Linked DNA regions of Mus musculus: region 2 is linked to region 1. The links are chromatin contacts, found by Hi-C or POLR2A ChIA-PET in ENCODE. All regions are on one chromosome and are shown on one strand. Each heading gives the region's core, a stretch centred on a gene start or an enhancer-like site at or near the end of the contact. The rest is flanking DNA. Distances are from core to core; before and after follow the strand shown.

Region 1 (3,787 bases), core at 344-2,843:
CATCCCCCATGAGGCACTAGCTGTTACAACTCACTTGAAAATCACTGGCTCCCAAGCCTTGCCTGCTTCCTGGCTGCAGAGGTCATGGCGTCTCCAACTTTCTTGCTGTCTCCTTAAGAGGGGCACAATGACTCGCGGTGATGGTTGGCTCTTTATTTCCAAAATAGCTCTCATAGCAACACAGTGCCAGGTCTAACAGGAACCTCAAAACCACAGTTCTGGTGCCTTGCTACAACTTTGCAGATGAAGGCAGGGAAACAGGGAGGTGAAGCGCTAAGACCAACGCTCACAGCCAGGCAAGATCCATGAAAGTGATACTCTTAACCACCCTGAGCTTGTTCCTTTCCTGCAGGATGCTTCTAAGTTTGAAAGTGTTCCTACATCTTGCCTGTGGGTGTAGGGAAGCCGAGGAAACCCACAACAAGATTTCCCTTGTTGTGGTTGTGTCCCACTGCAGTTATAGTTACACAATGAGAGAGTCAGGACTCAAAGTGTTAAGGTGTCCATGAAGCGATGCATATCGATCTGTTGGACTGCAGGATTCAACACGACGGGGTGAAACTCACTGTTACGTAGAATAACAAACGCGGCTCGGAGGAGAAAGCTCAGTCTGTAAAGTGCTCGCTGTGCAAGCATGAAGACCTGATTTCCAGCCCCGGAGCCCGTGTAAGAAAGCTAAGTATACTGGGGTTATACACATCTTACTTGTAATCCCAGTGCTGGGGAGGCTGAGGCAGGAGGATCCCCAGGCTGGTTGGCTAGCTTAGCCTACTTGGCAAGCCCCAGGCCAGTGAAAGTTCCATCTCAAAAAATAAGGTGGACCTTACTTGAGGAACGACACCTGACATGATCTCTTCCTTTTACACACATACCTGTCTGTCCTCATGGGCAAACACACACATGTGCACAGCTACTCACATAATTGAACGAAAATATATAGAGGTACGACCTTGGATATTTATTCAACAGCACTTAGTGGCATTTTGGGAGCCATATCCAATTTATTTGGCCCCCAAAGCCAATGCCACAATATCATCTAAAGCTGGCCACTGCCACTGTTACTCAGGCATAGCTCCCTGTATGCTTGCTTCATAGAACATTAGTCATTTAAAGGATGTGGAAGATTTGTTTAATGTGTATTACCATCTTTCAGAAGCCAGGATTTTGGGGTTTAAGGCCCCTGTGATTTGGGGCTTGGGGGCAGGATGAAATGGGGTTTAGGGTTATCCTAAACAGGCATGCCCGACACAACTCCTGCGTCTTGTGGGTCTAAGCTGGTGAAAGGACACCTTCTCCTCCGGTAACCTCCAGACGCAGCAACCTTCTGTGAAAACTTTTACAAGTCCTCCTTCTGTTCCTTCTTCATTATTCTCGGGATGAAATGCCTGCCTTAGTTTAAAAGGGACCCTGACTGTCTTTAATTAACCACAAACCTTGCATTGATTACAAAGGAAAATGGGAGGTAGAAAGGCCCCTGTGGGGGTGCTGTGCTGCCGAGCTTCCTGCAGCTGGCTACAGCCCACTCTATTTAAACCAGGATATTTTAGGACCACCCCAGGAGCTAAAGAACTTATCTTGTAGTTTTTCTTTTTCTTTCTGGAAATCTGCATCTTTCCAAGTGGAAATGCCTAGAAGCTGAGATGAACACAGCCTGATGCCTCCCTGCCAGTCTGGTGCCAGTAAGCAGAGCGTGAACACACACATTAACCGGGGGAGCCTTGATAAAGCACAGGAAAGGATGGTTTTAATGGGGCAGAGCACTTAGCGTTGGGGAAGATCGTAAGATAAAATCTGCTCATCCACGCTTCTGGTTGGACCACCCTTGAGGATGATAGCGATCAACAACGATAACTCTGCATTTATTTTGGGACATTCCATTGTTGAAGCCCATGATTTCTAGATGCCTCTCCAGTTTTCTTTGGGCCATTCATCTATTACTTATTTCTTCCTCATCTCCACCTTCCTTATAGTCGCCCCCCCATCAAAGGGCTAAAGGAAGTCTCAGTGGAAGTGATTTGAAAGACAGTGTTTGCAAGCGTCTAAGAGAGGCCTTGCCTGGCCAGTGTGTTGACTTTGTAGAAGATCAAGTTCCCAGCAATAATTTCATGGTAATTAATCTTGTGCTTAAATGATAATCCTATAATTAGAAGCAATTAAAATCCCTCACAAGGATGGCCTGCTCCGTCAATGTCAATGTCTCTCTGCGCTAATGGGGTAGTCTTGAAAAAGGACCAAGATATAATTCACATTTCACTTCCCAGGGATGCATTTGAAGCCTACTTCCAAGCTGCCAGGGGGTCACTGAAGTCAAGGGGAGATGACAATTGAGCCCCCTATAAATAATGTGGGGGCCAGAGATCATCTGAAACTAGGGGACAGAAGCCATATCACTTGTCCGTGGAACCAGGGTGCTTTAAAAAAGTAAAAAATAAATTAAAAAAAAGACAAGCCCTACATTAAGGAAACGACACCGGCAGCCCTTTGCCCCTCACCGGAATCTTGCTGCCTCCCACGGGCACCCAGTGACTAAGCACCCAGCATGGAAGGCTATGTTCAAATCGCGCAGAGAGAACCAGTGTGAATAACAATCCGTAGGCGGGCGTGAGGCTAGTTAGTACACAGTTGACATTTAGCTGTGCCACTGACAAGTCAGGGCGAGGCACCCGGAACCAGGATATAAATAATGGCAAGTCTCTTCTCAAGGATGCATCTATCTCTTCTGTGGGCTGATGTACACATCTCTCAAAAACTCCAAAAGGCATGTGGCTTTAGAAGTTAGGCTAAAACAGGGCATTCTAACTTGATCCAGAGGGAGAACTAAAATGAAAAGAGACTCTTGGATTCAGGATATTAGGAACATGGTTTAAGCCTGGATAGTTTTTATGCTGTGCATTTTGTATCACCACCACCACCACCACCACCACCACCACCATCACCACCACCACCACCACCACCACCACCACCACCACCACCACTACCACCACCTCGATAACTATACATTAAGCACCAGCTTGAGGACTGGGCAGGTAACAGGAGGTGACACGCTCTAACTTCGAAGGGTTTATTATGATCTGGTAGAGGGGAACCAATACGTATTTCATTGCAAATAACAGGAAGGGCACATGCGCAGAACACGACCTACTTTAGACGAGCCCATAGGGAGGAGGAAACATCACTGAAGGGTCAGTGGGTGAGCGACAGTAGTGGGAGATGAAGCTGGGGAGGCGGGGGTAAAACACCGCCAGCTCAAGGTGTTGCACAGTGACAGAAGTCCGATATTTAGGATGCCTAGCCAAGGAAGTGAATGGACGCAGTCTCACTGAAATCACGCCAGCTGTGACCCGGAAGCACAGTTGTGACCCGGAAGTACATGCTCTTGACAGGACCGAGCGCTTTCAGCACACACGCGCGCGCTGCCATGTGTTTTAGCTTGCAGTCAGGCGCCTGTTTTCTTTAGTTGAAGAAAGCACCTGCTTATTAGGCACAGCGAACTTAAGGGAGGTGACTGCTACAGATGATTATTTCAAAGACTAAGAGAGCAGGAGGACTCGCTGAGGAAAAAGAGCCAGGGCAGGAAGCCAGCCTCGCCCCGAGGTGAGGAGGGGCGTGTGCGGCCAGCTCCCACTCTGCCAGCATATCTCCATGGGGAGTTGTCTCTGCCTTTCCTGTCCATTTTAATTCTCCACTATCCTTCAGGGAAGACTTCGACCCGTTCTCCATTACCAGTTTTATTCTGAGTCATTACCTGAGTCCGGTAAACAGATGCTGGGGGCGGGGATGATGACAG
Region 2 (3,378 bases), core at 807-3,306, 310 kb after region 1:
CTGGGCAGTGAGAGTGGAGACTGATTAGTGAGCTTGGTAAAAATGTACGTCGTTTTTCTAATGTATCTACTTCCTGTAGAAGTAATTATCACTCTGTCCCTTTTGACTAGAATCTCGCGGTTAACATGGGAGGCTGCAACCTGCCAAATGCAATATCCTCCCTTACCCCGGTGCTAGAGACTCATCTTAAGGAGCCTTATCTACCGTCACCCACTCCTTGAGCTTGATTGCTTCAGATGCTAACTACTCTATGGAGACTGTAAAGTGGTTGTGTTGTTCACCAAGGTGCCATGCTGAATGATTTCTTAAAAGAAAGGAAAAATCGGGCATCTTATTGGCACACTGATGGTGGGGTCCCCTTTTAATTCTCTTCTCTGGGTGGCCTGGATTCAGCACCATCTGTCCTATAGCCACTAGGATACCCCATTATGTATAAGGCTGACTGCTTGGTGTCTAGGTGCGCTTCGCCCCTTGCAGCTCCCTGCCCAGGAGGGAGCTAAGGAGCCCTGGCCATAGTTCTTGCTTCTAAGGTACTTCTTACTCCAAACACATGGACAAAAGAGTCAGGGTATCCCCAGGAAAAGCTGACACTTGGTGTTCAAAGTCGTGGGAGGGGGACGATTTCTAAGATATGATGGGGGTGGGGGGGACTGACATTTTGTAAATCTGATGAAAGCTGTAATTCTCTCACAAAAAAAATTTAAAAAGAAAAACATAAATCTGCATAAATCCAATTTTACCTAATTTCACAGGCTCCAGAGAGATAGATCCCTGAACCCTTCTTTTTATCAAGCCCCTCAGTTGCCAACGCTTGGCGTTCAGTGGAAATCACCTGAGCGCGGACACCTTTAGCCATTACAGTATTTTTCTTAAATAAGCCCTCTGTCCTCATCAACTGGGTTACAGGTTTAATCTCCTGTTGACAGGGTCTATTTTAAATGACTCCCTCTGCCCTCTGCCATTTGCCTGCCGGGTTAGCCCTCCTCCCCCACGGCAAGCTTTCAACAGTTTGCTGCCTTCCATCTCTCTCCCTCCCCTCTCTCCCCACTCTGGGCTCGGCCAGAAAAGTCAAAGTCTCCGTGCCCAGTAGAAACAGCCTACAGTAGGCAGGGACCCAAGGTTCCAGCGGAGTCCCAGCCCGACGCGAGGCACAAACACTCCCCGGAACGCGCCCAGCCTGGCTCGCCAGCAACTTGGAGCGGCGCGCCGCGGCTCCCCGCTACTCCCGGGCGTGTTTCTTGCGCGTCCTGGGGCCACTTTGACTCCAGCAATCTCTCTTTCCTGTCCCTTCGCTCCCATCAGGCCCATTGACCGCTCCGCTTGGTGACAGGGAAGACCTGTGCGCCCTAGGAGAGGCGAGGGGACCTTCCCCCTCATCCGAGTCACCCCGTGCAGAGCCAAGCGTCCCTTCAGGGCACCAGGGCATGCGTGGCAGCGCCGGGCCACTTTCCAGGGAGTGTCCCGCGTGGGTGCGCGCCTGTCACTCCTGGCGAGAGTTCGGACTCCGGCCAGGCACTCTAAGTTCTCGGAGGAGTCCTGGCCCTGAGAGTAAGGACGCGCCGGGGCTCAGAGACGTCCCCGAGCTTAAGTCCCGGGGACAAGCAGACCTGAGCCCCGGGGCAAAGGTGGCTCTTGGGTCCCCAGGGCTGCCGCGCGCACCTACCAGATGAAGTCGGTGCAGTGGCTGCAGAAGGTGGGTTGCTTGAAGAAGCGGGCGATGAATTTGTGGTCTTTCACCTCATGCACGTTCTTCTGCCTCAGCGCCCCTTTGCGGGCGAAGCGGTTGGCCACGTCCTGAGACGCCGTGGAGTCGTTGGCCGGGTAAACGTCAGCCATGGTTCCCCCCAACCACCTCTTGCCTCCGCCGGGGAGCAGCAGCCGGGGAGGGCCGGGGTGGGCGGGGGCGGCGGCCGAGGTGGCGGTGCTGATGAGGTGCGGTGGTGGCGGCGGTGGCCCGGGAGAGCCGGGCGGGCGCTGCGCTACTCGGAGCTGGGAGCCGAGCCGCTCTCTCTGGCTCTCTCCGGCTCTCTGGCTCGCTGGCTGGCCCCACGCTCACTGACAGCCCGGCGCCCGGCGCTCGCGCTTCCTACTCGCGGCGGCAAGAGGCGGCCCGGAGCGGCGCCGCCCACTGCGCATGCCCGGAGAGCTAGCGTGTGTATGTGTGCACGCGCGCGCGCGGCCTGGAGTAGGAGCGCGCGGGACGGGGACGCGCGCCGGGCGAGCCTTGGGCCTCTGCGCTCCGCTGCACAGAGCTGGACACGCAGACTGGGGGGCCCCTGTGAGCCCCGCCAACTGCCGAGGGCGGCGGTCGGGGAGAGGCCCTGGAGATGCCCAGCCCAGGAAGAAGCCGGGAGGGGCGGGTCCTTCTCCTCCGCCGCCCGCTTCTTTTTCCTCCCTTTTCCTCTGCTTCCTCCTCCCTCTTTTTTCTCCTCCTCTCCTTCCGCTCGTGGTGCCGGGCCTCCTCCTCTCCCCACCTTCCTCCACCCACTCACGCTTCTCTGCTCATGCTTTCCTCTTTCTGGGATGGAAGTTGTGCCCCGAAGGAACCCGGCACGGAGCGCTCCCCACCCCCACCCCCATGCCACCTTAGCAGGTACAGAGGTAGCTCCTTGTCTAGCTACCTGGACCCACAGGCATTTGGGGGTGGGGGGTTTGCTGGCTTTTTATCAGCCTCTTTCCCGTTTAACCTTTCACCTGACCAAAATGTCATTCTAGTCGTTTATGCCACTAAAATGCCCAAACCCTAACCCTCGCTCAGTTCCGAGTCGGTAAAAGGGAGCGGTTTTGAATAACTGATTGCCGGCTCTCTTACATCCCTTCGATCTTTGACCTGCAGTTCACCTGCTTATTATATAGATTTGTATGACAGTCGTAATAACCCGGTAAGATGCCAAAGGGCTTGCCCTGGTTTGTGATGTTATTCGTTGGCTATCAGAGCTGTGGTGCCCGAAGATGATCGGGCTCTCTTGATTTTACATGTCCAGAACCTTAACTTAGAAATCATTTTGCATCCTAAGCTAATTGCTGAAATACTGGCAGGTGTAGAGTTCAGCCAGAACATTTGTAAATTACCAAGTAAAACTGCTTGTGAAGGGGTAGCTGGAATGGATATGTATGCAAAGGGCGCACTTGGGGCTGGGCTGTCCGAGCGCCTGCTGAATATTTATTAGGTCTGCCTGGAGGATTCTAAACCTGGGACAGAGCAACCCTCTACCAACAAGAAGTTCATTGTCCCAATCGGCCTAGGGTGGTCCCAAACTCGAGGTAATACTCCTGTCACAGCTCCTGAGTGCTGGAATTACAGAGATGAGCCATCGCATCAGCTTCGTTTATTGTAGAATACAAATCCATTAAGACAATGTGCATACTTGAACTTGG

What was found. A loop is a pair of places that touch in the nucleus more often than their neighbours do. ChIA-PET counts read pairs that join two places held with the same protein, here RNA polymerase II (POLR2A).
Region 2: a loop to region 1 is called in a map of left cerebral cortex, with 2.1 times the contacts of the local background. The contact joins the promoter of Prkca here to the enhancer-like site in region 1. A Hi-C loop is called at or near these places in 1 of 37 maps with a recorded cell type or tissue (left cerebral cortex). POLR2A ChIA-PET finds 5 or more read pairs at or near these places in 2 of 5 experiments (Patski and embryonic stem cell).

The regions. Positions count from the first base shown.
Region 1 is chr11:108,036,610-108,040,396 of GRCm38, forward strand. The region is part of intron 5 of Prkca (protein kinase C, alpha); the gene reads right to left. Among named protein-coding and RNA genes, the nearest start is that of Mir7223, 42 kb to the left of the region's middle. Within about 2 kb of position 1,594, at least 1 of the 3 ENCODE cell types and tissues checked has a DNase peak (open chromatin) inside an H3K27ac peak, as active enhancers do; it is left cerebral cortex, where a contact is called at or near this core.
Region 2 is chr11:108,341,832-108,345,209 of GRCm38, forward strand. Prkca (protein kinase C, alpha) reads right to left here and starts at 2,057. Exons shown (of 17, transcript NM_011101.3): 1 at 1,664-2,057. The coding sequence starts at 1,836.